Regions from separate parts of the Mus musculus genome. Here region 1 is linked to region 2. A link is a loop called in an ENCODE intact Hi-C map of the cell type or tissue named here. Cell type or tissue: left cerebral cortex. All regions are shown on one strand. Each heading gives the region's core, and the rest is flanking DNA. Links, peaks and the distances in the headings are about the cores only.

Region 1 (15,042 bases), core at 2,969-10,968, 110 kb before region 2:
TTTCTTTCTTTCTTTCTTTCTTTCTTTCTTTCTTTCTTTCTTTCTTTCTTCCTTCCTTCCTTCCTTCCTTCCTTCCTTCTCTCTCTCTCTCTCTCTCTCTCTCTCTTTCTTTCTTTCTTTCTTTCTTCCTTTCTTCTTTTCTTTCCTATTTTCTTTATTTACATTTCAAATGTTATTCCCTTTCCTAGTTTCCCCTCCGAAAATCCCCTATCCCCCTCCTGCCTCCCCCTGCTCCACAACCCACCCACTCCTGCTTCCTGGCCCTGGCATTCCCCTATACTGGGGCATAGAACCTTCACAGGACCAAGGGCCTCTCCTCCCATTGATGACCGACTAGGCCATCCTTTGCAACAAGAGCTTGCTGACAGGAGCCTGATAAAGCTGTCTCCTGAGAGAGAGGCTCTGCTAGTGCCTGAGAAAATACAGAAGTGGATGCTCACAGCCATCCATTGGATGGAGCACAGGGTCCCCAATGAAGGAGCTAGAGAAAGGACCCAAGGAGCTGAAGGGGTTTGCAGTCCCATAGAAGGGGTAGGGTTTCAAACAGGCCTGATTCTATGTCTTCTCCCTTAAAGCCACTGCCCTCAAGGATCAAGTAGTAGAGGCTGCAGGAAGCCCTGGTGTCCCTGTGGAGGAGGCTTCTCCTGCTGGAGGGCTTGTCGGGATTCATCTCCACTCATTGCCATCTGGGCCACAAAGGAGCCACAAGGCCCCAGGACATGCTGTGCATCTGGAAGCTCCATCTAGGGCCCCATGGGCTCTGCGGGCCCTGTGGGTTCCTGGGAGGCCCGGGGGTGGGGGTGGGGGTGGGGGAAGGATACCAGCTCACAGAAGCAAACACTGAGATTAAAAGAAGGGGTTCAGCCCCTCTACCATGCTCCCACCATCCCCAGCTCCCTGAGAGACCTGGCTGGCCGCCATGTCTTTAGGATAGGCTGATCCTCTGAGGAGAACTTCCCATATTACCAGGAGCCGCAGGGAGGTGGGGAGGGGGCAAAAGAAGACCCCTGTATCAGGCAGTGGCTAATCAGAGGAGAGATGAGGAGGGAGGAGGGAGGGCGGTGAGACACGGGTGCCAGCCACACAGTAGTCTCTTCTCTGTGAGTTTCACCAGTTTGGGCTTTCACTCTTGACATCCACTTGGCTCTTGCTATGCCCTGTCCCGCCCTGACTCAACACTTCCACACTACCACCAACACGATTGTCAGGACCATCCTTGTACTCGGCTCCCCCACTTCCCACCCTGGCTTTACCACATCCCCCAAGTGCAGGACTTGTCTATGTCTCTGGGTCTGCTCCTCATCAGCTCCCACTGTCCTCTCTTGTAGCAGGAACAGAGGGGCCACCTCTATGTAAAATCCGGGGGGCGGGGCGCACAGCCGCAAAAGCATCTCCTGCAGGAGGACCTAATGGAGGACTGCCTGAGAGACCAAGGATTGCGGATGCAGACAATGCCAGCCAATCAGGAACTGCTGTTTAGAAGAGATGCTTTCTTGGGACCAATGGGGACCAATGGGGCACGGGTGGAGGGTATTAAAGGAGCTGGAAGCAGTTTGCTGCTGCACTGTTTCTCACCTGCTTCTGAAGTCTGTATCATGACCTCACCTCCAACCCCCAAGGGCAGGTAGGGTCAGGGCAGTAGACCAGGGCACAGGCAGCACTTCCTTACAGTCCCTTACTGTCCTTTCTTTTCCTTCACAGCTTTGAAGCCTGAGTCCTCATTGTTTTTTCAACATGATATTTTTATTGACTAGTTGGGAATTCCAACACAGTTCACCCCCATCCCACCCCATCCCACTCCTCCCAGGCCCCCTCCCCCCAAAAAGAAGAAAAAAAAACCCACGTCTAATTTGTGTTGCCCATGTTCTCACTGGAGCATGGTCATATTCCCAGTGGTCAGCCCTTAAAGAAAACTGAATGCCCCTGTCTCCCTATAAAATCCCACGGAGCCCGATTTGCAGCACATTTGCTCTTGGGTGTGTGGGATTCACCTGCTGGTCTGTTGAGAAGCTGGATCGAGGCTGATGCCTTGGTCTGCTTTCTTCATCTCTTCTGGTTTACAAGCTCCAGACTGTGCTGGAGCTTCTAGGCCCTAGTGTGGGGTGGAGACATTTGGAATGAGTGATGAACTTCCCCTGGGTTCTAAGCTGGTACCCATATCCTACTTGATCTCAACTTGATGCAAGTTTACCCTCCAGTGGAAAGTTCTCTGCCTCTGTCCAAAGGTTAGATTGGAAATGAACCTAAAGACATTGGAATTCGTTTAAAATTTGCAAGAGTTTCCAAGATGTAGGTGCTACACAGAGCTCCCAACACCCTTCATCCAGATCAGAGGCCCACCTGTCTCTGCCTCTGAAGCGCTGGGATTACAGACCGGGAAGGCACCACACATCTGACTGCAGTCTTTCATAGTCACGTGTCACAGGGCAGGGCTTGTCATGAACACTTTCACCCTCTGTTTTGCTTTAATTTGGTCTATTGATGTATGCCCTGTAGAGCATCCCCTCCCCCCACTGCTCCCTCTCCCCCAAGCTCTCTCTCCCCGACTTCCCTCTCCCCAAAGCACAGGAGAGCTATGACATCTCCTTGCTCCCTTGGTCTGCAAGAACCAACATGAAAACATTCCCTTTTCCTTTGTGACGTTGATTTGTTTGCACATAGGATTCTTCTCCCCCACGCCTCTCCAGAACTAGAATGTTCTTTATTTTAAATTAAACTTTAAAAGGGGGAGTGGCTGGCGAGAAGACTTTGTGGGGTAAGTTTTAGCTTTAGCACTTTCCGGGTCTGGTGTCTTGAGTTCTATCCCATGAATCCACAGTGGAAGGAAAGAACTGACTCCTGAAGGTTGTCCCCTGACCTCTGCATCGTGACTTAGAGCCCTTATGGCCATCACACACATGAACGCATGCGCACACACACAATATGCATATACATACACATGAACATATGTACATGCATACATATGCACACACACACACACACACACACAGAGGTACGTGCATGTATGTATGCACATTCACATACACACCCATATGCACACACACATACTCTACTTTACAATAAAATCAATTCAAAATTAATGTTCTTTTATTTTGAACTTGTCTGGCACGTCTTCACCACCCTACTGGAACCTACTGGAAAAGACCTGACTCCCCTGGGGTGAGGCACGCCTAAGAAGCAAACTTAAAGACAATGACTTCTAACTTTCCCTGCTGCTGTGGGGACTATAGAGGCAGCAACATCAGGAGGTGGCTCTTTTTTCAAAGAGTGCTCTGGAAAATGCTTTTCTCTTCAGCCATGGTGGAAAACCTTAATGAGCCTGCTGGCTTCAGGCACCAGAGAAGCAGGAGGGTTCCCACGCTGCTCAGACCCCGTTTCCTGTCCCCACTGCCAGGGCCACACTATAAAGTCTTCCCCTAAAAGCAGCTGGGCTGCAAACAATATACCCTTTACCTCCTTCATGGCTCAGTTGCATGGCTGTAAACACTACACAGTGTGCTCTGCCAGGGCTGGGCTTCAAGGGAACAGTTGCAAGGTTCCCTTGGGCCACCTCTCTTCAATTGGTCTGCTAAACGCCATTGTCGTCAAAGAAGCCACTACTGGCCAATAACTGGGTGTCACCCGGGAGAGTTTGTGGACAGTAGACTGTGCATGATCTCTGGGATGGATAGAATAGTCACACCTTACTGGTACACTTTCTGTGTGGTCCTTGCTGGTTCCTGGAAAAAACAAAACAAAACAAAACAAAACAAACAAACAAACAAACAAAAAAAAAACCGGCTCATTTGTTTTTGATGCATTGCAGTGCCCAGCAGGAAGGCAGCCCAGCAGTAGATGGAGAACCTACAATTACATTACGGATAGGGTTCAAATCTGGCTCTATCGGGTTAGTTTGGGTCCTTTACCTGGTCCAAGACTTTTCTGTGATCCAGGAGAGGAGGACAGTGTGTGCAACTTCTAAGTCAGTGTGAGCATAGTGTCCCTACCTCCCTGGGCTGCCATCACTGACAGGGGCTGGCATACCAGGAGGCAGAGGGCTGGGTGTGCCTTTGTGGTCTAAGCCTACATGGGTACCATATGAGCTCAGGCCAGCAACCCTGTCCCCTATGGCCAAGGGCACAGGTTTGGCATTTTGAGCACTTGGGGTTTGTTTTAACCAGCTATGGTAGGATAGGCAGATGTAGACACATGACTGTGATTTTTCTATAAATAGCTGTTCTGGACATGAGGGGAGGAGGTGGCCAGGTCATTATCTATGGTGTCTGCAGAAAGAGAAGGCAAGGGGGGGGGGCAAGAAGACTTTGGGGGTCCGTTTGGGTGATAGCCAGGGGTTCTGAGGTGCTGGGCTGTCCCACATCTGACATCTGGTACTAGAGTGATTACTGCAGGTGAATAGTGAGCTGCCCAGGGGGATATGGGTATGGGGTGTACATCGGTTAGTTTACTTTGGGGGCAAGTTGTTGACTCTGTAAGGATTACTTGGTCCCGGAAGGGAAAGGCCTCAATGTCAAAGCACCAATAGTGGTAATACATGGTGGACGTAGTGTAGACACTTCCCATGCCTAGACAGGAGGAGGGCTTAACTACAGAATCTGTTGGCAAGGCTACTCTGGCTCCTTAGGGTTTTCTAGAGTACGTGTCACATGACCAATGTGGCCACAGAGCTGCTGGACTCTTCATCAGCACTCAGCCTTCCAATGTGAGGCCTGTCACCGATTTTCTCTATACCCATCCCTTGCACCATGGTTATCAAGGGTGAACCCTGGGAGATGCTTTGGCTGTGGATGCTGGGGCAGTAAGCTGACTTGGCATGGCATGATGTCTCTCTGGAGTCAGGGGGTTTTTCTCTGAAGGCCACATAGAAGGGGTTTGGAGGAACATTGTGTGAAGTGTTGGGCGAGATGTGTGTGCGTAGTTCAGCTGGCGTAGTGGTCGCTTGGATGGGATCACCCCAGGTCACTTGCCAGCAGGGACAGGAGAGTCATAGACCCTGCAATGTGTGTGTGTGTGTGTGTGTGTGTGTGTGTGTGTGTGTATGTATACACCTAGTGAATGTGCTGTAGTCTACCCATTTTCTTTCTTTTGCCTCCTTCTTTCTTTATTCTTTTTAGATTTATTTATTTATTTTATGCATATGAGTACACTGTAGCTGTACAGATGGTTGTGAGCCATCATGTGGTTGTTGGGAATTGAGCTCAGGACCTCTGCTTGCTCTGGCCCAAAGATTTATTTATTTATTTTCATTTTTTTATTAGATATTTTATTCATTTACATTTCAAATGCTATCCTGAAAGTCCCCTATACCCTCCCCCCGCCCTGCTCCTCAAACCCTCCCCCCAACTCCTACTTCCTGGCCCTGGCATTCCCCTGTACTGGGGCATATAATCTTCGAAAGACCAAGGGCCTCTCCTCCCATTGATGACCAACTAGGCCATCCTCTGCTACATATGCAACTAGAGACACAAGCTGGGGGGGGGGGCGAGTACTGGTTAGTTCATATTGTTGTTCCTCCTATAGGGTTGCAGATCCCTATACCTCCTTGGGTACTTTATCTAGCTCCTTCATTGGGGGTCCCGATTTACTTCTTGTTATATATAAGTACACTGTAGCTGTCTTTAGACACCACAGAAGAGGGTGTCAGATCTCATTACAGATAGTTGTGAGCCACCATGTGGTTGCTGGGATTTGAACTCAGCACCTTCGGAAGAGCAGTCCGTGCTCTTAACCACTGAGCCATCTCTCCAGTTCTCTTTTGCCTCTTTCTTGTCTCCCCTCCTTCACCTGCTATGAGGCAGTTGGTGTGTTTTAGGGTCTGGAGACAGATAGCAAGCTGGCAAAGCCCAAGTAGCTGCCTGTGTGGAGTTCATAATTACTTTTGTTGTCCTCAGCATGTTTATAATTATGGACACTCTTTTATGTCAAGGAACTGCCTTGTACATTGCAACATGCCTCATAGCATCTCTTGTCTTTACCTACTAGATGCTGTAGTGCCCCCCTCTAGCTTGTGTGTGTGCTTGTGTGTGTGTGTGCGCTGTGTACGCACTTGTGCACTTGTGTATCTGCTGGCACATGCACTTGTACAGATACTTGGAGTCCAGAGGAGGACACCAAATGTTCTGATCTTTTGGTCTCTGCTTTATTCCTTTGAAGCATGGTCTCTCACCAATCTGGAGCCAGACTGCCACCTAGCAAGTGCCAGTGATCCTCCTGTCCCCACCCCCAACAGTGCTGTGGTTACAGGTGTGCATGCCCCTGGCTGGCTTTTCACTTGGGTGCTGATATTTGATTGACTTCAGGTCCTCACGCTTACACAATCAACACTGTGGCTTACTGAGCGGTCTCTCTAGACCCCTTTCCTCCAGTCTGGAAAAAAATGTCTCCAGATGCTGCAGGATGTCCCCTGAGCCTAACTGGTGTCCTGCTGAAAGCCATCAGTCAGTGAAGGAGGCCCACAGATGAGCACATGGCCACAGTGCAACTGGCATAGATGGTCCCGGTGTCTACACAGGATCTGCTCAGAGGTCTTAGGCAGAGGGCAGAATGGGTGTTGGCACGTTCCTGTTGTGGGGAAGTAATTGATCAAATGAAACTCCAGCCAGGAGATAATCACCTTCATATCACAGGGATTTATTGTGGATAACCAAACTTGAACGGCACTGTCCTGTAAAACTTAGCAGAGGTATCTGCGAATAAGGAAGGAAGAAAGAAAGGAAGGAAGGAAGAAAGGAAGGAAGGAAGGAAGGAAGGAAGAAAGAAAGAGAGAGAGAAAGAAAGAAAGAAAGAAAGAAAGAAAGAAAGAAAGAAAGAAAGAAAGGAGGAATGGAAAAAACCCCACAGTGGTTCTCTTTCCAATTTTTCTTCAGCTTGGAACAATTGCGAAGCAGAATGAAATGGTCTGGTGGCAATGGCCTGATGTTTATCTCCTTTGTGAGTGGACATGTTTGCTCAGTGTTTCTCTAAGCCCTCAGAAGGGAGGAAGGTCAGCTGAGGTGGTGAAGTGCACACCATCCCTGCACCTGGGAGGCTAGGCAAGAGGGCCAGGAATTCAAGTTCATGTTCAGCAGCATAGCCTGTTTGAGGCTAGCCCAGGCTACATGGGACCTTGTCTCAAAGTGAAAGAAGAGAGTGCAAGTGACTTTTGCCCAGTGCTTGGCTGTTTTTGACACTTGGTGAAGACCCGCTGTGACATCAGGGCACAGTCTCACTTAGGAACCCATCACAGGAGACACTGTCAACACCTCCGCTTGCCCCTCCCCCTGTCCAGCTGAGATCCTTTCTCTTGGCTCAGCTCCAAGGTGCTGATGGGCGGATCGATGAGGCTTTGCTGCTTGGTCTCATCTGGGGATTCTGACAGGCGGCTCTGAGTTTAGTGCATGGCTGCACGCGAGCTCACGCCGTGGTCAGTGCATGCTTGCTTCAAGTGCTACAAGCTGTGGCTAGAGGGAATTTTATCTGTTCATGTGACCATTGGGAAAAAAAATGCCAGGCCTGTTTCAAGTTCCTCAGTTACCTGGGGAGTAATTACAAGTGTTGAAAAACCCAGAACCTTAAAATGGAAACTTCATGTCTCCAAACACATGCTTCGGCCATCCTGATAATTGAAATTACGAGTCTGGAAACCGGGCCAGTGAGACTGCTTTTGTAAAAAGCATATCGTTTAAAAGGAAAAACCGTTCCAGGTACACAAGCTGGCAGTGGTGACAGCCATGGGCGGGGTTCACGGTGAGAAGTAGTGGATCGGCGTGGTTTCCATTTCTGAAAGCATTTCCACAACTCAGACTCCGAGCCTTGCGATCATCCTTGTAACTTTCTTTTTAAAATCGTGTGTGTGTGTGTGTGTGTGTGTGTGTGTGTGTGTGAGAGTCACGGTGTATGTAGTGTGTAGATAGTGGCCAGAAGAACCTTGTCAGAGTCAGTCCTACTCTTTCCTTTCACCTTATGGGTCCCTGGAGATTGAACTTTGGTAGTGGCGCTTGGTGGCAAGTGGCCTAACCGACTGAGGCATCTCACCATGCCTTATGGTCAACAAATCTCTGAGCTCTCTAAGTGTTTTTTTTTGTCAGAAATGGGAGGATCCCCTCCTTTCTGTCCGCATTACCCTGGTCTAGCCTACCATGTGACTTTCCTAAACTTCGCCAAGGTGGCCTCCCATCTCCTGTTTGCTCATCCATCTTCCTTCCTTCCTTCCTTCCTTCCTTCCTTCCTTCCTTCCTTCCTTCGTCCTTCCTTCCTTCCTTCCTCCCTTCCTCCCTCCTTCCCTCCCTCCCTCCCTCCCTCCCCCTTCCCTTCCTCCCCCTCCCTCCCTCCTTCCCTTCCCCCTCCCTCCCTCCCCACCCCTCTCTTTCTAAAGATTTATTTTACTATGTGTAAGTAAACTGTAGCTGTCTTCAGACACCCCAGAAGTGGGCATCAGAACTCATTATGGATGCTCATCTGTCTTTCAACTCTTTCAACCACAGTATCTCATTTTGTTACTTCTTATTGCTACATTATAACTTAGGCTAACACACACTAGCTGGAAATGATGGTTTGCTGTGCCACAGAGCTTATGAGTATCCAGGAGTTTGGAGAGCATCTTTACTGCATGGTTCTGGTTCAGGATATCTGATGAGGCTTTAGTCCAGGATGTCTGCTAGTGATGTAGTCATCTGAAAGCTTGACTGGGCCTAGAGAATCTCCTTCCAGGTTGGTGTACCCACATGGCTGTGGGGAAATGCCTCTATCCTTCTTGAGTTGTAGTAGGAGACCTCAGATCTTCACACAGCATCTTTCCATGTTGACATGTTCCCAAGATGGGGCAGCTGGCCTCTCCAGATAGTTAGAGAGGGGGCAGGGCAAGGCCTCTGAAGAACCGGCTTTCACTACCAGACTCCATATTGTCTCTTCATTCAGCTTCTTAGAAGCCAGGTGTTGGGAAAGAGTCATCAGGTTCTGCAAGAGGCAGTGTTGAAGCCATTGTGGGCATATTGAAAAGCAATTCCTGCTGTAAATGCTGCTGTCTGTACATTCAGGGAATGTAGTCTGAAGGTTCCCCTGTTGGTTCACCCTAGCGTAGACAGACAAACTGCCAACGTAAGTCACCCCATCCTGTTGTATCTCTGCTAGGTCCTTACAGTGACTTCCCTGTGCCTAAGGCACACAGTCCCCCCAGCCTTTGAGATACCTGGTTATTTGGGCCAAACTTTCTCCTACTCCCCAGAGCACAGCCTTGTCTTCTGGATTGGCCAGGTGACTCACCCTGTTGGAACCGCTGTCCCCTCGTCTTTTGGCTTTCATTTATTCCCAGTGTCTTCCGTTCTCTTATCTGTCTCTTGTTCTTGCTTTTAATCACAAATCTCTGTCGCCTTCACTTGCTCAATCATTTAACACTCAGGGTCAGACATGCGGCCGCTCACAGGACTCAGGGAGCATCCACTCTGGGCTCTCCAGATTTTTCTACCACTTCACAAACATTTGGAGGAACAATCACACTGATATCCCCTAGATATGTATACGCCTGATCTCTGCTAAGCTCCTTCTCTGGCACTGTGCTGGGTAAAGGTCAGCTTTTTCCTTGGTTATCCAAGTCCCCTGACTGTGGGCCTCATACTGTCCTGGTCTTCCCTCTTCAGTACCACACCCTGTGCTGACATAGGCCTTTGTGACTTGCTTGGGTTTCCCTTGGAAATCTTGCAGCCACAGGGGTCTGAGCCCTCTAGAGACCAAAGACATCTTCAGGATCAATGAACCTTATAGCTGCTGAGGAAAGGCTCCCCAGTTGAGCTTACTGGGGTCACAGAGTATGAAGGTTACAGATAGATCCTGCATCCAAGGCACTAATTAGCTCTCTAATGAACTTGACCTGGACAATGAGGTCCTGTCCTGACTCCTCGAAGGCTGACCAAGCCGGCCAGGATTGCTGTTCTAAATACACAGCTGGGCAGGGGAATGCGCTCAGAGGGATTCTGCTGCCTTGTACGTTTTTAAAATAGTTTCAGAATTAGGGAGAGAAGTCCTTTTTCCACTTCTATCCAAGAATCCTCATTTTCAAGGGGTTCCACGCCATTCTTGCCTAACACAGGCAGTAAGTACCATGGTGTGATGTGGGTTGTCCAGTGGTAAGGGTCCCTCAGAGGCTACAGGGGACTGGATGCCAAGTGGATGTTTGAGCCTCTTTTATAAGCTGTAGAATTTGTATATAACTCACCTACATGGATGTTGTTTGCTTTAAACCATCTCTAGGTGATACATACTACGTAACGGATATATACGTAATGGATATAAATGCCCTGTCAATGGTCGTTATACTGTGTGTCGTTCAGGGAACAATATCAAGAAATGAAATTCAGTATATGTTGAGTCCGTGGGGGGCAGCACTCCCCCTACTCCGAATGGTTTCGGTCTGTGGCTGGCTGAAACTTTGGATTCAGAACCTGTGGATCTGGAGGGTCAATGGGGATAAGGACATGGGCCACTTTCAAATGAGTAAGTAGTAAGGACGTCTGAGATGCTTCGTGCTTTGCTAAATGCAACTCCAAACTGTGCTCCGCAATGCCCCCTTGCACTCTGAGATGTTAGAACTTGGGGGACAGGGTGATCCTATTGTTCTTGGGGTCACAACTGGCTTGCGCAGAGCACACCAGCAGTCTCCTTGGTTTATGGTATTCTGTGATTGGGAGAGCTGACATTGGTTGTTAATTTATTGGATTGGGCTCAACTGAGAGACACCAGTCTAGTTAGGGCTGTGAGTTATTTCCTGGAAATAATGACTGGCAGGGAAGCCCTTCTTCCCCAGAGTGGGCAGAGCCTTCTGTCAGTGACCCAGACAAAAGAGGTCCAAGGGAGAAACAAGGCCACCCTTCCCCATCTCCTTTGCTCTCTGGTGGTGAGTGCATCACCTTCACTGACTGCTTCTTTGGCCTTCCAATGGGGATTGGAGCTTTCCTGGAATCTTCCAGGAAGCTTCCACTCTCTGTTCTTGATTGCAGGCACACCATGACCGGTCTCCCCAGCCTTCTCTGTCATTACTTCCTTTCCTTATGATGGACTGTATCCTGAGCCACAATAAACCCTTCCTTTCTAAGTGGCTTTTGTTAAATATTTGTCACAACAATAGTGATCACTAGTGCCACCTAATATTGATTCCTGTCTTCCTATTCTAACGCATGGGTGCAGTGCACTCCTTGGTCCTCTTGTCATTTTTTGGTGTCAACTGATTAACTCAGGCCAATGACCATGCATGGACCATGTCATCTGTGCGTGGCACACATTCCATTGTCAGTATGAAACCCTCTAGAGCCTGACCATGATGCTGGCTGTTCAGCACCACCTAAGATAACATGGTTAGAACCCAGAACCCTGAGGGGAGACTCCTAGATGGTGTGTGAAGGATGTGTATTGAGGACAAAGGGTCTCACTAAGTTGCCTTATCAAGGGAGGCCTCAAACTTCTGGTCCCCCTGCCTCATCCTCTCGAGAAGTGAGGTTACAGCTCTGTGCTCTCAGGCTTAGCATGTGTTGTGATTTTTTTTAAGTCACAGACTCTTGGAATGGTTTGCTACTGCAGCACAACCTGGCATATCCTGATAGGTGGTGATGTCATTTCCAGCAACTGAGGACTTAGCGTACCTGCGCTTCCACGGAGCCGATGGCTTCCCTTTGTCTGTCTTATTATCTCACATTCTTTTGAGGGACTTTCCGAAGTCAGCTCACTGGGAAGGTGGAATTTGTTTCAAGCTTTTGGAGAAGGAAGCAGAAGTCATTATCCGATAGCTCAGAATGGTCTTGGCTCATTAGATAAATCCTTCCTGGTTTGAAAATGGACGTTCCAGCTCCATTTGCCACATTCTGTCGAGAGGCTTGGCTAATATTAGCAATAACCACACCTTGCAGAGCACTGCTGTGTATCTGGCTCTGAGTAAGTCTTATCTCTTCCTATGATAACAATACTGTATTCTTTTTTTATTTTATATTTTCACATGATAAGACAGAATGACAAACAGTTAAAGTGGTTTTCACAGACTCACTTTGCTGCCAGAACCAAGATCTGAATCCAGCTCTGGGTGCAGCTTCCATGTTTTTCTTTTAACTGTACCTAGTGAGTCTGCTTTGCAGATCTGTAGAGGAGAGATGAAGAAAGGGCACTCTTATTCTGTAGAGGAGAGATGAGGAAAGGGGACTCTTATTCTGTAGAGGAGAGATGAGGAAAGGGGACTCTTATTCTGTAGAGGAGAGATGAAGAAAGGGGACTCTTATTCCGAGTGTAACCCTTGGGGACAGTAGCCTGCTGATGCTCTTAGTTTTGTTGCTGTCTTAGGGTTTCTATTGATGTAAAGAGACACCATGACCTTGGCAATTCTTATAAAAGAAAACATTTATTTGGGGCTGGCTTACAGGTTCAGAGCTTTAGTCCATTATCATCATGGTGGGAAGCATGGCAGCCTGCAGGCAGACATGGTGCTGGAGAAGGAGCTGAGAGTTCTACATCTTGATCCACAGGGAGCAGAAGGAGACTGTGTGCCACACTGGGCATAGCTTGAGCATATAAGACCTCAAGGCCCACATCAACAGTGATACACTTCCTCCCACAAGTCCGTGTCTACTCCAGAAAAGGCCACACCTTCTAATATGCCACTCCCTATGGGCCAAGCATTCAAACACATGAGTCTCTGGGGGCCATACCTGTTCAACCACCACAGTTGCGTTCTACATTTTCACTCATTTAGTAACTTCATTCACCACTTATTCATTCATAATGAATTAACTTGAATATATGTGGTATTGCTGAAAATCTTTTAGTTATTGGGTTTTATTTTGGGAGGTGGGGCTTGGGTTTCGATGTGAGCTGTCCTGATTCATTCCTTCAATACCTATGGTACCTTTGGGATTTCTCTTTTCCTGTACACACCCCTCCACTCCCCACACCCCACATATGTTCATACACACACAAACCACACACACACACACACACACACACACACACACACGCGCGCGCGCGTGTGTGTGTGTGTGTATATATATATAATATATATTAAAGAATATGCTTCTTTAAATAGATATACATATATGTGTATGTACATATGTATATATGTATATCTATTTAAAGAAGCATATTCATAGTAAGGAGGTGACTCTTGGTTTAGTGAGGGTGCTGTGTTTCAAAGGAGATAGATTGAGGGGTGTTCATCTTCTTTTTCTTTCTAAACATCTTATACCCTTACATTCTATTAAATCTGCAGCTTGAAGGCCAATGTCATTAGAATTAGCTTTCTGTTTCTGAAGGTAACCGTAACAAGAGCTTTGACATTCCACCCTCATCCCTTGCAGAGGCTGAATTGGCTTCTGTCCCCCTGGCTCCTCAAGTCCCTGCCACTCCCACCCAGGATCTTTCCCCACAACTCTCACCAAGAAGGTGAATGCCCCTGTCCTGAAGACACAGTGAGATAGAATCCCAGCTCTTTTGGGGGCACGACTAGATGTCTCCACAGTTGGGCCTGTCACTTGCTTGTAATAGCTTGGGCTGGGTGGCAGAACTATTGAGCAGGAAAAGTGGAAAAGGACTCTCTGATTCTACGCTGCTGAGATGTCTAGGGTAATTTGAGGAGAAACGGCTTTACAGCTCTGGGGAATTAAAAAAAAATGTAATTCTCGTGTATGAAAACCACCAACCATACTTGCCATGTTCGCTTCTTGTTTTTAGAGCCCCGATGGGCCAAGTCACATATCTGGGTCAGAGGGTCTATTGATTACCTGTCAGGCCTGAAGGTGTGGGTGATCAATAACACTAACGTACAGGGAAGGTGGCTTTGAATGCAGAAATCCTGGCGCGTTGACCATGGTTTCTTCTGGTCTGCAAGTGTTTTGAGAGATAGCAGGGCTCGATAAACTGAAGCCACAGACACCCTAAATCCCAACAGTGCTCCTGAGCACCAAGACTGTGCAAAGGCTCTCTTCCAATGGTAAAAAGGGAGGCTCTGCTTGCCATCTCAGCTCTTAAACAGCCACGGGCCAAGCAGGGAGGCAGGGAGAAGATGCGGCAAGGGCACTGCAACAGGAGGATTCTGAGGGCTGTGAGACAGAGGGTTGTGACAAGATCCTGGAGACCGTGGCCTTGACCTCATTATCGTTTAAGGTCAGAGCATGCAGAAACACCTTCAACGTGCTTATGGCTGGTGAAGGGAGCTGAGATGGAGGAAGCTGGCCTTGTCTGGACCAGCTTGCAGACATTTCCCTGACACACTGACCTCTTTCTGGCAAGAGGTACCATACAGCACACACTGGCTTCTTTCTCTGCTCACTTCAGATCTGGCCTGGGGTTTAGTTGAGAAAAAAAAACAGCATCACAGGCATGAGAGTGACCAAGCATCCTGAGCCAAGTCCTGGATGAGCATCATATATGACTCGCCTCGGCCCCAATCAGAAAACTTCCATTCTACCTACCATGATGATCCTGTCCATCTGTTTCATGGAGGGCTGCTGCTGGAAGCTGTCTTTGGACTTCCAGGGGAAGCTGAGGTAAAGTACTTAGACTGTGGCCTCTTGGGGGCCGAAGCTCCCTGGGGAGTGTTTTCTCAGCAGGCAGGAATCCCTGTTTTCCATCCCAGCACTGCATGAGCCAGATGTGGTAAGACCCTGGAAGAGTGGCTCTGTAACCTCATCCCTGGGAGGGAAGAAGCAGAAGATCAGAAGGCCAGTGTCATCCTCTGCTATGTAGCAAGCTTGAGGCCAGCCTGGGCTATATAAAACCCTGTCTCAAACCAAAAAAAACCAAAAAAACCAAAAACCTATGGAGTTTAGAGTCCAGTCCTTGGAGACATCGCTGAGTTGTCATATCAGAATCCTATCTAGTCACTCTGTTGTAGGAAATGTCACGGTCCATGTCTTAAAACTAGTTGGAACCTGGTTGGGTGATACACACATTTAATCCCAGCACTCAGATGGCAAAGACAGACTGATCTCTTTGAGTTTGAGGCCAGCCTGATCTCTAGCCAGCCATGGCTCCATAGTGAGATCTTGTCTCACAAAAACCAACCAACCAACTAACCACCAACCAACCAACCAACCA
Region 2 (15,042 bases), core at 4,430-12,429:
AGACAGCAGCAAAAGTTGGTTCATTTTTCATAAGGAAATTGAGGTCTAGGGACTTGCCAGTGGGTCTCCCAGGTAGTCAGTGGCAGATTGAGACCATGGATTGATAACACTTGCCATGCTTCATTTAGGGGGCAGATCTTTTAACAAAGCCATTTTGCTTGGACTCAATTTTACAACATCTTTGTTTTATTTTCTGTTACTGTGATAAAACACCCAACTAAAGCAAAGGTTTATTTGGTTTATTTACATTCTAGGTCACATTACATCATTACATCATTACAGAGATGCCAAGGTGGGAGAAACTTGAAGCTGCTAGTCTCATAGCTATAGTCAACCTCAGAGAGGAGCCTCAGAGAGGAGTCAACCTCAGGAGGAGTCATTGACACGTGAGTCCCTCCTCTACACTTGTACAGTCCAGGATTCCTTAAGCCAAGGGAATGGTGCCACCCACAGTGAACAAGTCTTCCCACATCATTCAAGTCAACCAAGACAATTCCTCACAGACATCCTCAGAAGCCCTTTTCAAGTGACTCTACATTGCGTTGAGCTGACATTTAAAAGAGTCATTACATATAGTTTTCTCAAGTATAGCATCTAAAAGATTATGCATTTAAAATACTATAATAAGGGCTCAAGATGTCCCTTGCCCAGAATGCATGGCCTAGGTTCAATACCTAAAACTACAAAGAGAAAAATTCCTATATTAACATACACATAGTTTTTCAATAGAAGGAGAATAAATGTGCTCTCTCTCTCTCTCTCTCTCTCTCTCTCTCTCTCTCTCTCTCTGTGTGTGTGTGTGTGTGTGTGTGTGTGTGGTCTGGAAACTAGGGGAATGGAAAAGAAAATTGTAGCCCTCACCTTCCACCTTCCAACCTTGTCACTACTAGTTTTTACGTGATGCTGTTGATTTTTTTCTGGTTCATTTTCTGATTCTTTTTTAAGACCCTTATATAGTGACCAACTGGTCAGGCTTTTCAGTTCCCTCAATCATTCCTTCTTACGTCATATACAAATCCATCAAGTAAGATGGTTCCGTTGATGAAGTACTTACTGTACAAGCATGAGGAACCAAGTCTGAATCCTTAGCGCTCTCTCTCTCTCTCTCTCTCTCTCTCTCTCTCTCTCTCTCTCTGTGTGTGTGTGTGTGTGCGTGCGCTTGTAACCCCAGTGCCGGGAGAGATGGAGATAGGAGAATCCCTGAACAATCTCTGGCCATCCACTCAAGCTGAGCTGGTGATCTCCAGGTTCAGTGAAAGACTGTAAAAAAATGGTGCAAGAAATGACCTGACATTTACCTTTGGCTTTCATAAATACATTCACATGGACCTGTACACCTGCATACTTACGTACATGCATGCATGCATGCATGCATACTTGAACACATATAAAACAATCCACTGAATAAACGGGTCACTTACTAACCTGAACCTTCTCCAATTTGGAGTGGTTAGGTTACCTTTTCTGTTGTTACTGCTGCCTGGAATAACATTATTACACTGTATTAAATATTCTTCTGAAGTTAAGGCCATTTTCTCATGAAAGTAGCACAATCAATATTTTTATTAGCCGTAATCTAGGCTGCCAAATTGCTTCACTTGAGAGCTGCATGCTGCATAAATATTATGAATGTGTAACTAGAGATGTTTGCTTTCTAATTTAGATGCTCTCTTCAGCAGAGTGTGCAGGAGATGGAAGTCAGAGGCCATCGGCTTGCCCACAGTAAGCGGGACTGCTCCTTGGAGGGTCATGACATGGTTTTGCAATGTTAACAAACCAAGGCAGGTGAAGATTGTGAATTGTGAATGGTTCTAGTGGATATCTGTGAAAACTTCACTGTCAAAGGGCAGAACCTATAAAGGCAAGAGAGAGGCTAAAGGAGAAACCAGAAACAGGGTGGGTCTAAGAGGTGTGGGTGGGCTGGACAAGGAAATCCTGACAGCCTAACACTGAAGAGAAGGCAGGAGTAGAGGGAACAGTGAAGAAAACAGGTACAGATGGGAACCCCAAATGTGAGTTAGCAGTTCTCTTATCTCCAGAGAATGCAACCCTTGAAGTATCCCCTGGACTGACTGAAGGACTCATTTATTACTCTGGTTGAGGAGTGCTCTGGATCCTCCATGAGTGGTTGAAATCTAAAGGTGTTCTCCTGGCTTCTGCCCTGTGCTTGTATGGTGGGACATGAGCCAGGCTGCTGCCAAGCTCAGGGTTGTGTCTTGAGATCCCAGGGGCACATGCATGCTGCCATTTAGAACTGAGTTAACCCTGTGTGTCCCACCCCTATGTGTGAACATTCTTGCTTTGGCTCCCAGTTATCCTTAGAGAAGTAGTGGTAGGCAAGGACCAGAAAAGACTGCACAATGGAAAAATCCCATTGGATGGGATGAAAGAGTGGGATGCACTTATTGCATGGCAGAGGCATAGGGCTGCATGTGATTCTGCTCCTTGTCCTTGACAGTTTGCCTTTATAGACCAAAGAAGACATTAATGGCTGGGAAATACTCCTAAGTCCAATGTGTCTTCTTTGTATCTCTAGGCTCTGAGACATTCAGATAAGAACTCAGGGTTCCCAAGGGAGCAGAGAGATGAACAGCCCACAGATGTACAGCCATGGCTTTCCAGAGGAGCCTTAAGACAACGAGACACTCATTAATGGAAGAAATATACGGTGGCAGACACCTTTATTTTTGTTTAGCCTTTTGACAGGATTGGAATGGAAGAGTTATGCAATAGGGGAGAGAGAGTCCTGCCTTCATTTAACTTGCTGAATTCGTGGGTGTAATTACCTATAAATGTAATTACAGGGAAGACAAATGACATTTTCAGCCATGGTCTTAAAGAGCGAGTTAATTTCTGACTTTGACCAGAACTACTTTGTTAATTAGCTCTCGCTTTCTTTCTCTTTCCCTCTCCCTCCCTGGAAGTTCCTCACCCAGGACTGAGCTGCGCATGACTGCTGCTTCCCTGCCTTTGAGTAATGAGGGGACACAGCAAGACGGCCACATCAGGGCTGCTGTATTAGTAAGGCTACTTTCCTGTCCATTTATCATCAATTAAAGGTGTGCTAGTTTGTAAAGCAACCCCACCTTCGGCCTGGCTGCCCAGAATGGCTCCTCATTTATTTTGTGTATGTGTGGTTTTGGATGGAGTTAGACCCACCTTACATCTCAGAGGTGACAGGCGGCATGAAAAAGTACACTAATTGAGACATCCCAAGGGGAAAATATAAGAAAACGGAAACGGTAATTAGAATGAAGCCATTTTAAGCTGGGTAAGGAAAATCGAATGGAGGTGTGCATTACAGGCTGCTCCAAATGGGCATGGAAGGCCCTGGAGGAGGGTGGGGAGGCAGAAATGGGTGTTAGAGTCGAACAGACCCTTTTAACCCTTCAGGAGGAGGCTAAGAACGATACATGGTCAGGGCCCAGACTCTTGAGTGGACTAGCTCCAGACAAAAGCAACACTCAGAGGGACATGGGCAAGACAGTTGTGGGGGTTTAAATGGTGCTTGGTGTCTGGGGAGGGATGTGTGCTGTTGGTTGTGAATGGGGAATGTGGTCTGGGGCTTGAGGCTTTTGTGCAATAGTGGGGAGAGAGGGAGCACGGAGAGTACCTGTGATTTCCAGCCTCAGTTTCCCATCAGGACCTGGCACAATGTTCTCACTTACACACTTACACACTCTGGAGAACACATCTCTGCATGCAGGATACTCTCCCCCACCCAGTCACACACCCTGGAGGACACATCTCTGCATGCTCCCCACCCCCCATCCAGTCCTCATGGGCCAAGAGATGTCAAGGACAGCTGTTCTCAGTCATGCTCTGTGTGTGGTCACTTTTCTGCTTACAGATGTGGATTGCGATAGTCCATTCTTCTTGTGAAATGGCATTCCTCAAGAACTGGGGACAAAGAGCATTTCATCTAATGTTTGAGTGAGTGAACCGTCATCTTGAGTGGTCAGCTCCTGCGTGAAGCTCCCAGCCATTGCCAGTCACAGGTAGAAGCTCTGAGAACTTAGGCAAGGGTGCTTTTCTTCTAGCCAATGAGGCCAAGAGCCAGGGAGATGGAGACTCAACATACCCTCCAGGTTGGAAGAGAAAAAATTTCTGTAGGCAAGCTGACGCAGGGACTGTCCTTAGGGGTCTGGAAGGGTGGGGTTGAATACCTTCAGGGACAGAGTCGTAGAAGACACTATGCAGTCACCTTTCTACGCTTCTCTTGTTTGCACCAGGAGCCCATGCTTGCTTTGTTTCTTTTCTACGCTAAGTGTGCACCCAGTTCCTGGGAGAATGCAGTTTTTATTGTCTTTATTCTTGACCATCATCTTATGTGACAGTCATGTAAACAAGAAGGGAAGGCCCATCATCTTCTTTGTCACATGCTTCTTTTAATGTCCCAAGCTCTCTTTGCTCTCCTTATTTGCATCATACTAGCAATTGACTTCACTTTCTACTCATTATTACCTGTTTCCGGGCATGTGCTTGGGCAGAGGTGAGAGATGGATAAGGCAGGCCCATAACACAGTGCGATGAGTAAGACCTATCCAAATAGAACATAGTGATGCTGCTAGGGCAGAGGGGTGGGGTCAGTCATAGGATCAGTGTGTGGGACTATAGGACATGGGTTCTTGCCTGGATTAGTGAAGATGAGCATCCTTTGGAGGAGCATTGAAGCCAAGTCCTGCAGCTTGTGTAGGTGTTCACTTGATGCCGTAGGGATGACAGCAAGGTGTGCTGAGTGGGGTGGTGGGGGAGAGGAGAGAGAGAGAGAACTAGAAGGTAAAGAAGATAAAGGAGAAGAAGTACCGGGCGTGGTGGCACACGCCTTTAATCCCAGCACTTGGGAGGCAGAGGCAGGTGGATTTCTGAGTTCGAGGATAGCCTGGTCTACAAAGTGAGTTCCCGTATAGCCAGGGCTATAGAGAGAAACCCTGTCTCAGAAAAAAAAAAAAAGAAAAGAAGGAGAAGAAGAAGATAAAGAAGAAGAAGATAAGAAGAAGATAAAGAAGTAGTAGTAGTAGTAGTAGTAGTAGTAGTAGTAGTAGTAGTAGTAGTAGAAGAAGAAGAAGAAGAAGAAGAAGAAGAAGAAGAAGAAGAAGAAGAAGAAGAAGAAGAAGAAGAATTATTATTAAAGGCCCAGAACTAAGGGAGGCCATGATGTGCAATAGAAGGATGCCTTGTACTTGTGCAGAAGGTCCTGAACCATAGAGGGAGGCAGGAAGAGACAATGAAGAAGCTACAGCTGGACCCAGCTTGAACTTGGGTGGAGAGAGAGACATGGCTGTACAGTTCTGCTTCCTGCTATAGCCAGCAAGGTCCATGGAAGCAGGAAGAGTCCACATTGGATTTTCTGCACGCTCACCCTTTCGTCATTTGCAAACATTCCCTGGGAATGGGAATCCCACATCAACCTGCTACCATTTGTTGACTGTATCTGTCTTTTCACACTCTGGTAAGGGGCTGGCATATACCCACATGCTAGATGTTGGGTGTGTGTGATCATGACAGCCTACTTGCACATTTGCATTGTATCTGTGATTCATCCCCTGACACAGTCTCTCCCTCTTAGCTCTACACAGTTGTGGCTCATGCCTCTGCTGCTTCCCTTCCCTTGCCGAAGGTTTTGAAATTGACTCCTGTGGCCATTCCCTGTAGAATGTCTGGTGACCTAGATCCATCCATTCAAGAGCACATGCTTGGCTCTTGTTGAATCCCCCCTTGGTTGCCCCTCATTATAATTATCTACTTGCTTGATTCTGCCCCCTCCCCGCCATTATCATCTTTGAGGGTACAGACACTAAAAATGCCCCATCATTGCATCGGTGTTCTGTTGCTGTAACAAATCCCCCATGCAGCCAACTTAGGCACAGAAAAACCTTATTTTATTTCACAGTTTTAGAGATCTCAGTTCATGGTTGTTTAACCCTGTTTCTCTGAGCAGGCATCACATGGCTGTGGAGTCATGAAGTCGAGCAAAAGCTGATCACTAAATGCTGGCAGAGGAAGGCGAGTCACATGCTTCAAGGGCACATGCCTTTGTGAGTCCTAAAGATGCTCTGCTAGCTTCCACTTCCACACCACCTCCCAGTGGCTAGCCTTGAACACGTCGACCTTGATGGACATGATGTGGGATTCACAAATTCCAAAGTTCATATGGGATGTGTTTAGGTGCTGACCGTCAGGATTGTTGCTTGCTGAGTGCGTCTGTATATGCACCGAGCCCAATTATGGACTGTCTTTACAAACCATATACTTCTGCTTCCCAGAGTTATGGAAGTTTGTGGCCTGAGATCAAGGTACTCTGTCTGTGGTCATGTTCTGGGGACAGTACTCTCTCTAATCTAGCTTCCCAATGGCTCCCATGCAGCTGATGAACTCTTTGGGGTCTCTTGCATAAGGGCACTAGCCCCGTATGTGATGGACCTCATTACCATACTGCAGTGTTCTCTGAAGCACCACCTTCTAATACTATGGTGTTGACATTTGAGTTTTGGGAGACATAGAACATTTATTTATCCCACTGTAGATTTTGTATACTCTCCCTTCCCCCCCCAAAATTAAGAGAAAGGTAGTTTCCTAACTGAGTCTTGGTAGAAGCAAAATAGGTCCAAATGGGATGGCATGACCCCAGTATGAATGTGGCAGAAACTTTGGTGGGGATGTTGATAAAATTGAACCCCCCCAAGTCCTGGGTCTTCACTTTAAGCACCTTTCCTGGAAGACACTCCTTTTGAGGACTATGGTTCACTAAGGCTGCTGCCTGGTGCTCCAAAGACGTACCATGGCCAACACTTGGAGTCATTTTGGGGCTTTCTGAATCTTACTACAGATCTTAGACCAGTGCTTCTCAACCTTCCTAATTAGCATTAGCTGTGACCCATTAATACAGTTTCTCATGTTGTGCTGACCCTTAACCATAAAGTTATTTTCATTGCTACTTTTTAACTTTAATTTTGCCACTGTTATGAGTTGTGGTGTTAATATTTTGGGGGACAGAGGTTTGTTGAAGGAGTCGTGACTCAATAAGAACCACTGTAGCACTAGACTAAACACACTCATGTACCATGGAGCTTCGGCTGGATGCCAGGTGCTAAACAACACAACTTCCTGTGAGTACCTGTGTGTCCCTCTTGTTCCCACAGGCTTCCCGGTGACACTGTCCTCTTCTGCATTGCCTTTGCCACCCCCTTTCAGTTATCCTGTTGTTGGTTCTGAGCTTGAATGAAGTCTGACTTTTCTGACTTGGTGTGGGAGACCTGTGGTTCCTTTGTCTGCAGTGCTGGACCACTGGTACCTCGCTTGGACCTAGGAGGTTCTGCAGCTCATCCACCATGCACAGGACATTTACAAGTGTTCCTGTCTGGCTATGCCTGTTCACTGGTCCTCATGTGTGGTCTGAAGAGCTTGCTCTTAGGGCTTTGCTAAGGTCTTGAGAGATAGCTTTGTATAGTTTCAGACACTGCACCCTGCCAGGAAGGACATCTCTCCCCCGGCAAGCAAGACAGACATACGGAAGCTTTTGGTACCCTGCAGACATCAGGCCGCTGCCCCTCCTGCACGTCATCATTATTTTCTCTGGTTGCCACAGGCATGCTGTTCTTCCATCCTCCCCTACATTCTTCAAGTGGGCTACACATTTCTGGACTGTGGTTGCCAATTAGCAGAGTTTACCATTCACAACCACAGCAGCAGCAGACGGCATGACTCATCTCACTGATAATGAAGAAATGGCTTCCAAGGCGGCATATCTGAGTGGAAATGGGTAATTTTATAAAGCCATGAAGGTCTTGAAGGGTCAAAACTCAAAGCAAGCATCACTTGAACAGTGTGAAACTGAATTAGCGAATTACAGTGTGTGTGTGTGTGTGTGTGTATATGTGTGTGTGTGTATGTGTATATATATATATATATATGTGTGTGTGTGTGTGTGTGTGTGCGTGTGTGTGTGTTTTAAAAGTTTTTCCCTCCCTGACACCACACACACACACACACACACACACACACACACACACACACACACACACAACCAGGCAGAGCTCCATCAAACAGGCTTCTCTTTGAATTTAAAATTACTTTCAGTGGACAGGGAGGTTTCTGAATCACAGATGAAAATGGGAACTTCAAAGACTTTTTCCTTTTGTAAAGGAAAAGAAGCTCTTCCTGCCAAGCTATCTAAGGTGGGGGACATATATAGATTTGAAAGTAAAATTTCAAGAGGGCAAATAGAACAGGAAACACCAAGGTCCTCCGTGTGGGTGAGCCCAAATATTGTTCTGAGGATGTGGATGTGACTGTAGAAGGAGCCTGGCAAGAAGATAGATCACGTAGTCTTAAAATCACACACGGGACCACGAGATCACTCCTTTTTGAGCAGAGACACCCACAGGCAAATTTCCTACTAACTGTCAATTATGGAAGGAATGGTGGGTACCTGAAAACTGAAAACTCCGAGCAAGCCTCATAGCAGGTTCTTTGAAGGAGCATTGATAAAAAGTTACTCTGACTTTTGAAAATTACAGTGTTCTGAGATAATGCACATCTGTCCATAAGCACATAGCCGTAGTCTGAAGAAAGGGTCTATTCACAGACAGAGGGTATATGTTACTTAGTAAAGGGCACTCTCAGTTTGTGCTGTTGAGACTGCTCCTTCAGTATTGCCTTCTCACATATTCCTATGTGTTTTTCCTTTGTGTCACTCATTCCTTTGCACTCTGGGATTTAATGAATGGAAGTCGCTAAAATACAATAACTGATATCAGCTCACAAAGAGCTCACTGTGCTTCATCTTGCTCTCACACTGTCTTGTAGGGTAGAGAGATGTTGGCCCTCACATCAAATAATGATCTAGTTAACTAAGAAAAAAACCTCAACTGACATCAGAGCTAAGACTGGGACAAAGTGAGGCTGTCTGTTCCCATCACTCCCATTTGTATAGTGAGAAGCCATTAATAAACACAGAAGGAGCTTCTGCAGGATGCTACCTGTGCCACAGGCCTGGCATCGTGGGATGATTTCACATCCCTCCACCCCACAGTGCTGTGGTATCTAAATGGGTTTCAGTGATTTATAGAGAAGAAGGCAACAGCTCAGAGGGCCTATGGCTTCATCCAGAATCTCTCAGGACGCAACTGTTAGAGCAGGCATTTGCCACTGAATTAGCGACTTCTGTAGCTATGACGAAAAGATCCAACAGAAACTACCCAGGAAGTTCTGATCCCAGTTCTGAATGACCCAGAAGTTATTCTGATCACAGTTCCACAGGTTCTGCCCATGGTAACTGGGTTCCACACCCTGGGGCAGAACTGAACATTCATCCAAGTGTAGGGCATTTCTTCTTCATCTTGTGAGAGGAGGAGGTAGAAGAGTGAGACGGGAGGCACAGTTTAGACAGAATTTTCCATGACACATTCCTAGTGATCTGCTTCCCCAACAGGACCTCATGTCTACAGCTTCTACAGCCTTCCAAATTAGCACCATCAGTTGGACAACAAGAATTCAACAGCCCATGGGAAACATGTCAGAGTCAAACCGTGACAGCCACAATAGCAGCCTACAGCAAAGGAGAAATGCTGTTCCCAGATGTCCTGCTGCATCCTTGAAATTCAGACTTTAGGAAGGGCCGAGACCTCAGCAGTGTCTGTGATAGGGTGAGGAGGACTCAGCTCCAAGGACTCAGCTCCAAGTGCTGTGAGCTCTTCTTGGCTTTGTTTTACCTCTCGGTTGTAGACTAGAATGTTAGTATATATTTAAGCTTTACATGAACACTGAGATCCCATATGACAATATGTGTGTGTGTGTGTGTGTGTGTGTGTGTGTATGTATTTCCATTTAGTGCAAAGGAAATTCCAAATGGGACACTAAAAACCAGCTATAGCCCTCTGATTTTAATTTTCTTTAAATTTCTTTATTTCTACCATAGTTTTCTCTATAATAATATCAATAGAAATTGCCTGCTTTCTTCTCATGAAGATATGCTGCTCATTAAGTTAAGTAGAAGAGTACATAAGTCCAGTGAAGTTTCATTGTCAGTGATTGAGTGTCATGTTTAAGAAAATAAATTAACTTCAATGAGACTTTGGCATAAGGCTGAGAACAGAAGATGTCATCAAAGATATTGAGATATATGGCAGGGCTGGGTTTGTTCCCTTGGATAGGAAGGATGCTGTTCTGAAAGCCAGGGATCTCACAGGATGCCTTCCCAGCCACACTCCAGAGTCAAGCTTTTTTTTTTCCCTATCCATCAGGTGGCTCCTTCTTCCATTTACAGATGGCTAAAGCAGAAAGCTGGCAGAGAAGGAAAGAGAGAGAAGAGGAAATGGGGAGGGTGGATGGTCCTTACCAACACTGCCTCCATTTCCATCCTTGCAAGCTACCTCTGTGTAGTCACACGGCACTGGGTCAGGAACGAGGAGGAATATCTTACCCAGAGTTCACTGCTGGCATTCACTATGAATGCATGTGGTTCTAGCCAGCCAGAGTGCCTCACAGCAAGAGAATGGGAGTCTATTCTCATGTACCTAGAGACTCTGCAGCTCCAAGTGCATTCTAGGAGTTAACATTTCCGAGTTTTTCTTTAAATTAATTGACTACTTTCTTGTCATTTTGTTATCCATTCATGTTAGCAAATACCCATGTACATCTGTCCAGTGCTTTAGAATGTTTCAAGAAAAAGTGTCAGGTCTTAACATTTGTTAACATTTTGGAGGCAGCAGGGAAACTCAGGGAGAAGGCTGTCCATAGTATGAGTGTGTGCCTGTGTCTGTGTCTGTGCCTGTGCCTGTGCCTCTGTGCCTGTGCGCCTGTGCGCCTGTGCCTGTGCCTGTGCCTGTGCGCCTGTGCCTGTGCCTGTGTGCCTGTGCCTGTGTGCCTGTGTGCCTGTGCCTGTCCCTGTGCCTGTGTGCCTGTGTGCCTGTGCCTGTGCCTGTGTCTGTGTCTGTGCCTGTGCGCCTGTGCCTGTGCCTGTGCCTGTGTGCCTGTGTGCCTGTGCCTGTGTGCCTGTGCGCCTGTGCCTGTGCCTGTCCCTGTGCCTGTGTGTGTTTGTTCCCTTTACTTCTAATTTCTGGCTTTATTGTTGTTGTTACTAAGCGATAAACTATGATAATCTAGCATGATGATAATTACAAGATAGTTATGAGAAGTACAGAGGCCACCCTATTACCAAGAGGAGGTCGTCCTCCAGCTCGTTTGGAAGCAATTTTTTAATTACGGCAATCTCTAGAGAAGATTGAACTGCTGTTTGCCACTGTGAGTCGGTCTATTATGTTGGGAAATATTTTAGTGTTTTGGAATAAAGTACTTTAAAGAATGAGGTGATTATTCTCCATTTTTCTTTGCAAGTGGAAATGCTTGGGTGAACACAGATACATAAGAGGTGAATTTAGTTTTTTTTTTTTTTTAACCAAACATCAAAAATAATACTGTGGTTTTACTAGGAAATTGGGGGGAGTGATAATTTTCAGACCACACTTTTTTGAGAAGATTAGCTACCTTTTTCTGAACTAGTCCTGTTTTGATAAACTTCCTAGAGGAGGGCTCCTCTTTTTCCAAGAGGGCATTGGGGTGAGGGTCACCTCACATATCTTTGATAAGTTAGAAATGAGCCTCGGGGTGTGAGGGAAACCAAATTGTACAGTATTACCCACAGGCATTAATATAGGGCAGTATTTCCAACTGGATTTTTGATATCAAAGCTTACCTTGACTATCTTACCTCTCTTATCATTCAAGATCAATTCTGCCTCCTGATGAGCTCACAGTCCTGTGGTATTCACCGAAAGCACCACCATCAAGTACTGACGACTAGATATTTTCTTTTGAGGATCTAATGTGCCTCAATAAAGGCTGTGTGTGCACCATGCTTTATTCTCATAATTATACAACATATATATGGAAAAGGAAGCCCAGAGGCCTCACGATAACTGCCCAGGGTAACAGTCAGAGTCAGACACAAATTAAGGCCTTTCTAGTTCTGGATCAGTTGATTTTTCTGGTTGCTGTGATAAAAAATTCTGAAAACAGCAACTTCAGGAAGGTTGGGGTGTTTTAGAGACACAGTTTACCATTATAAGAAAGTCAGGGAGGTGAGTCCTTGGCACAGTCCAGCACACCGTGTGCACAGTCAGGAAGGAGAGAGTGATGGACGCTAGTTTGCATTCTCCCTTTCACTTCTTCCAGGATCTCAGACATGGCTGTGTCCATTTTTCGGGCATATCTTTTCACCTTAGTGAACCTAATCAAGATAACCCCTCCCAGGAGTGTGGAGCTCTGTCTGCTAGGCAACTCTAGGTCCTGTCAATAGCAACCATCACAGGTTCCAAATTACTTCTTTTCATTAGGATGTTTCATTACCAACTACAAAGAGTTTTTCTCTTTCCTTTAAGAAAAAGGGGATTGCTAAGTCACTTTGTTAATATTTGCATTTGTCAAAAAATTGAAATGTAAAGAGTAGCTGCTCTTCTAATTGATGTCCGCTTTAGTGGCAGGACAAGGTAGAAGCCCAGGTCCCTTTATTCTTACTAGCTAAAAGGGACTCTCAGCCTTTATAGAACTTCAAGGTCCAAAGATGAGATTCTTTGCTTAGACTTGGAGGCCCCATTGCTGGTCCTTGGGTGCTGTTCATGAGTGTACCTGCCTCCCTCCTGCTATTTCCTGTCTTTGCGAATGCTCCAGAAGTCATTCTCCTGGAAGATTAGGTGGCTGTGCACCCCTCAGGCACTTTTCCTGCTTGCTCATGCACTGGATCACAAACATAAATCCCTCTGGCTCTTACCGACCTACCTCTGTTTTGTTGGCTCTTAGAGATCTGTTTTTGTTTTCTTGTATATCTGAAAATAAACAAGAGGCAGAAGAGAATAACTGACTCTGTTCTAATGGTCATTAGGCCTTTGATAATGAGTGAGCACGGCTGATTTTACTTTATCTATTCTTGTCTTCCCTCCTCTTCAGTGATATTCTCAGATATCACATCTCAGCTGTTCTATCATCTCATGTACAATCAGTTTTGTGATTGATTAAATTAAGAAACTATTGTGATGGGAAACCAGATAAAGGCACACACGCACAAACCTATACAAAGAGAGATGGTGGGGGGGGGGAGGGAAAGGATGGGTTGTATAAAGAAAATAGGCTGAGTAAGCCATAGGGAGCAAGACAGTAAACGGCATCCTCCATGGCTTCCTCATCAGCTCTAGAACCCAGGTTCCTGCACTGACTTCCTTTAATGAGAGACCGGTCAGGTGGGTGAACCAAGTAAACTCTTTCTTCCCCATGTTGGCTCAGCCTGTTTTGTTTTTTATTTTCCACAGCAACAGAGAAACTTGGCTTTAAGGAATTCAACAAAACTTGCCCAATTTGCAATTGCAGACTTGTATGGTGCCAACCTCGTTCTGCCAGACACTGCCAAACATGACCATGAATCTTGCCTCTCTCTGAAAGGACTCATCTTTATAGAAGATTTTCTTGGTAGTCTAGTGACAACAAACTTAGGAACTGTTCAAGGAGAGTTGCTCTTTTGTGGTCTCTTACAGGGTTTTTTTCTCTTGTTACTACAGGCACGGTGTTCTTCCTGGGAAGAAATGCACACAAACATTGTTGAAAGCTTTTTACAGCTCCTTAAATATTACTTAACTTAAGCTGAACATCTAAAGAACATGATATTATGTCTAACTTTTATATATCTGGGAAATTATCTACATAATATACACACATATACGTTTATATTTGGGAATACACACACACACACACATATATATACTTATATATATATACACACACATATATATGTATGTATATACTTATATACATACACACACACACATAATATGTATTATTACTTATATGCATGTTTTCAGGTATGACTATTTGGCACTGAACAAGTTGATGCTCTCTTCCTTGAGGAAGTCCACCTAATCTGCTCCCGCTTTCCTTAATTGTCTATAGCTCTTTGTGTAGGGTTGAAGTCTAGTGACTGCTCCCACCCAGTCGTCTACTTTGACATGTTCATTGGTATCATCCTTATTCAGGTTATATTTGGGCAGTTATTTCAGTGAGATTATAAATGATGTAGTAAATGGTGTAGCTTCTGATGTTACTAGGAGGTCCAATCCAACAGCAAAGTCCTCGATCCTCTGACTCTTACAATCTTTCTGACCCCTCTTCCACCTTGTTCCTCAAGCTCACATGTAGGGGTGTTTCATAGATGTATCCATTGGGACCCCACTGGACCCCATAACTCTGTGTATTGATTGTTTTTTTCTATAGTGGTCTCTGTTGCAAAGAGAAATGTCCTTGATGACAAGTGAAGACTATACCTATCTGTGGGTATAAAGGCAAATATTTATAGGTTTTTGCTAAGGATTATGCTGATTTAAAAATTAATGCTTGTAGAGTCTTCTCCAATAACCATTACTTCACTAGCACCAAGGACTTAGCTAGGATTCCAGTACTGGGCACAGTTTCCCTATTGTTGAGCTGGTTTTAAGTCCAACGATAGGGAAGTTTTAGAGAGCAGTTGGTTACTGCCAAGGTATGCATATCACCATTGCACCTTTAGGGTTGGTTGTTGATGGGTTCAGAGGTGTCACAGCGGGGTAGGACTGTTGCTTGCCTCCCTCCTTTAGAAGCTTGCATGATGCCTTCTGGTACCATGAAAGCTTGTCATCAGGGAAGAGACATTCATATCAGTTTCAGCTCATGGGCCCTGTTAAGTGCACAGTATTTCAGTAATAGGGACTTAGCTTTCACCTGTGGTGGTGGTGGTACAACCAAGAGTAACAGCAATAGACTCTGTTTTGAAAGTCTGTTCGATAGCCATGATCAAAAACTAGTATTGAAGGTATTTATCAGGTGGTTTTGGCTTTTGGAGGGAGCACTATCAGCCCTGATAATGCATGGAATTAAAACCATTATAGGTTTTTAAAGGTAAATAATAAATAACATGAATCCTTGTGGCCTTTTCAGATATGCTATCTTGCCTACTTCCCTCCTTCTTCTATCTTTACCTTCCCCTACCATAAAAAGTTTCCAGCTTCCCCTATCATATCTC

Evidence for each region. A loop is a pair of places that touch in the nucleus more often than their neighbours do. Peaks named below come from ENCODE experiments on the same cell type or tissue, not always from the same donor. Only the 100,000 strongest peaks of a DNase experiment are listed, where the experiment ranks them.
Region 1: it touches region 2 in a loop (4-fold over the local background); 26 of 42 quality-filtered maps call a loop at or near these places.

The regions. Positions count from the first base shown.
Region 1 is chr7:68,375,087-68,390,128 of GRCm38, forward strand. No RefSeq gene overlaps it. Among named protein-coding and RNA genes, the nearest start is that of Gm16158, 29 kb to the left of the region's middle. In left cerebral cortex, for the core only: no CTCF peak of the experiment used is centred there; no DNase peak of the experiment used is centred there.
Region 2 is chr7:68,487,813-68,502,854 of GRCm38, forward strand. Gm34549 (a long non-coding RNA gene) reads left to right here and starts at 259. Exons shown (of 3, transcript XR_391569.2): 1 at 259-386; 2 at 1,664-1,722; 3 at 2,925-3,085. In left cerebral cortex, for the core only: no CTCF peak of the experiment used is centred there; DNase peaks (open chromatin) are centred at 5,488 and 7,642.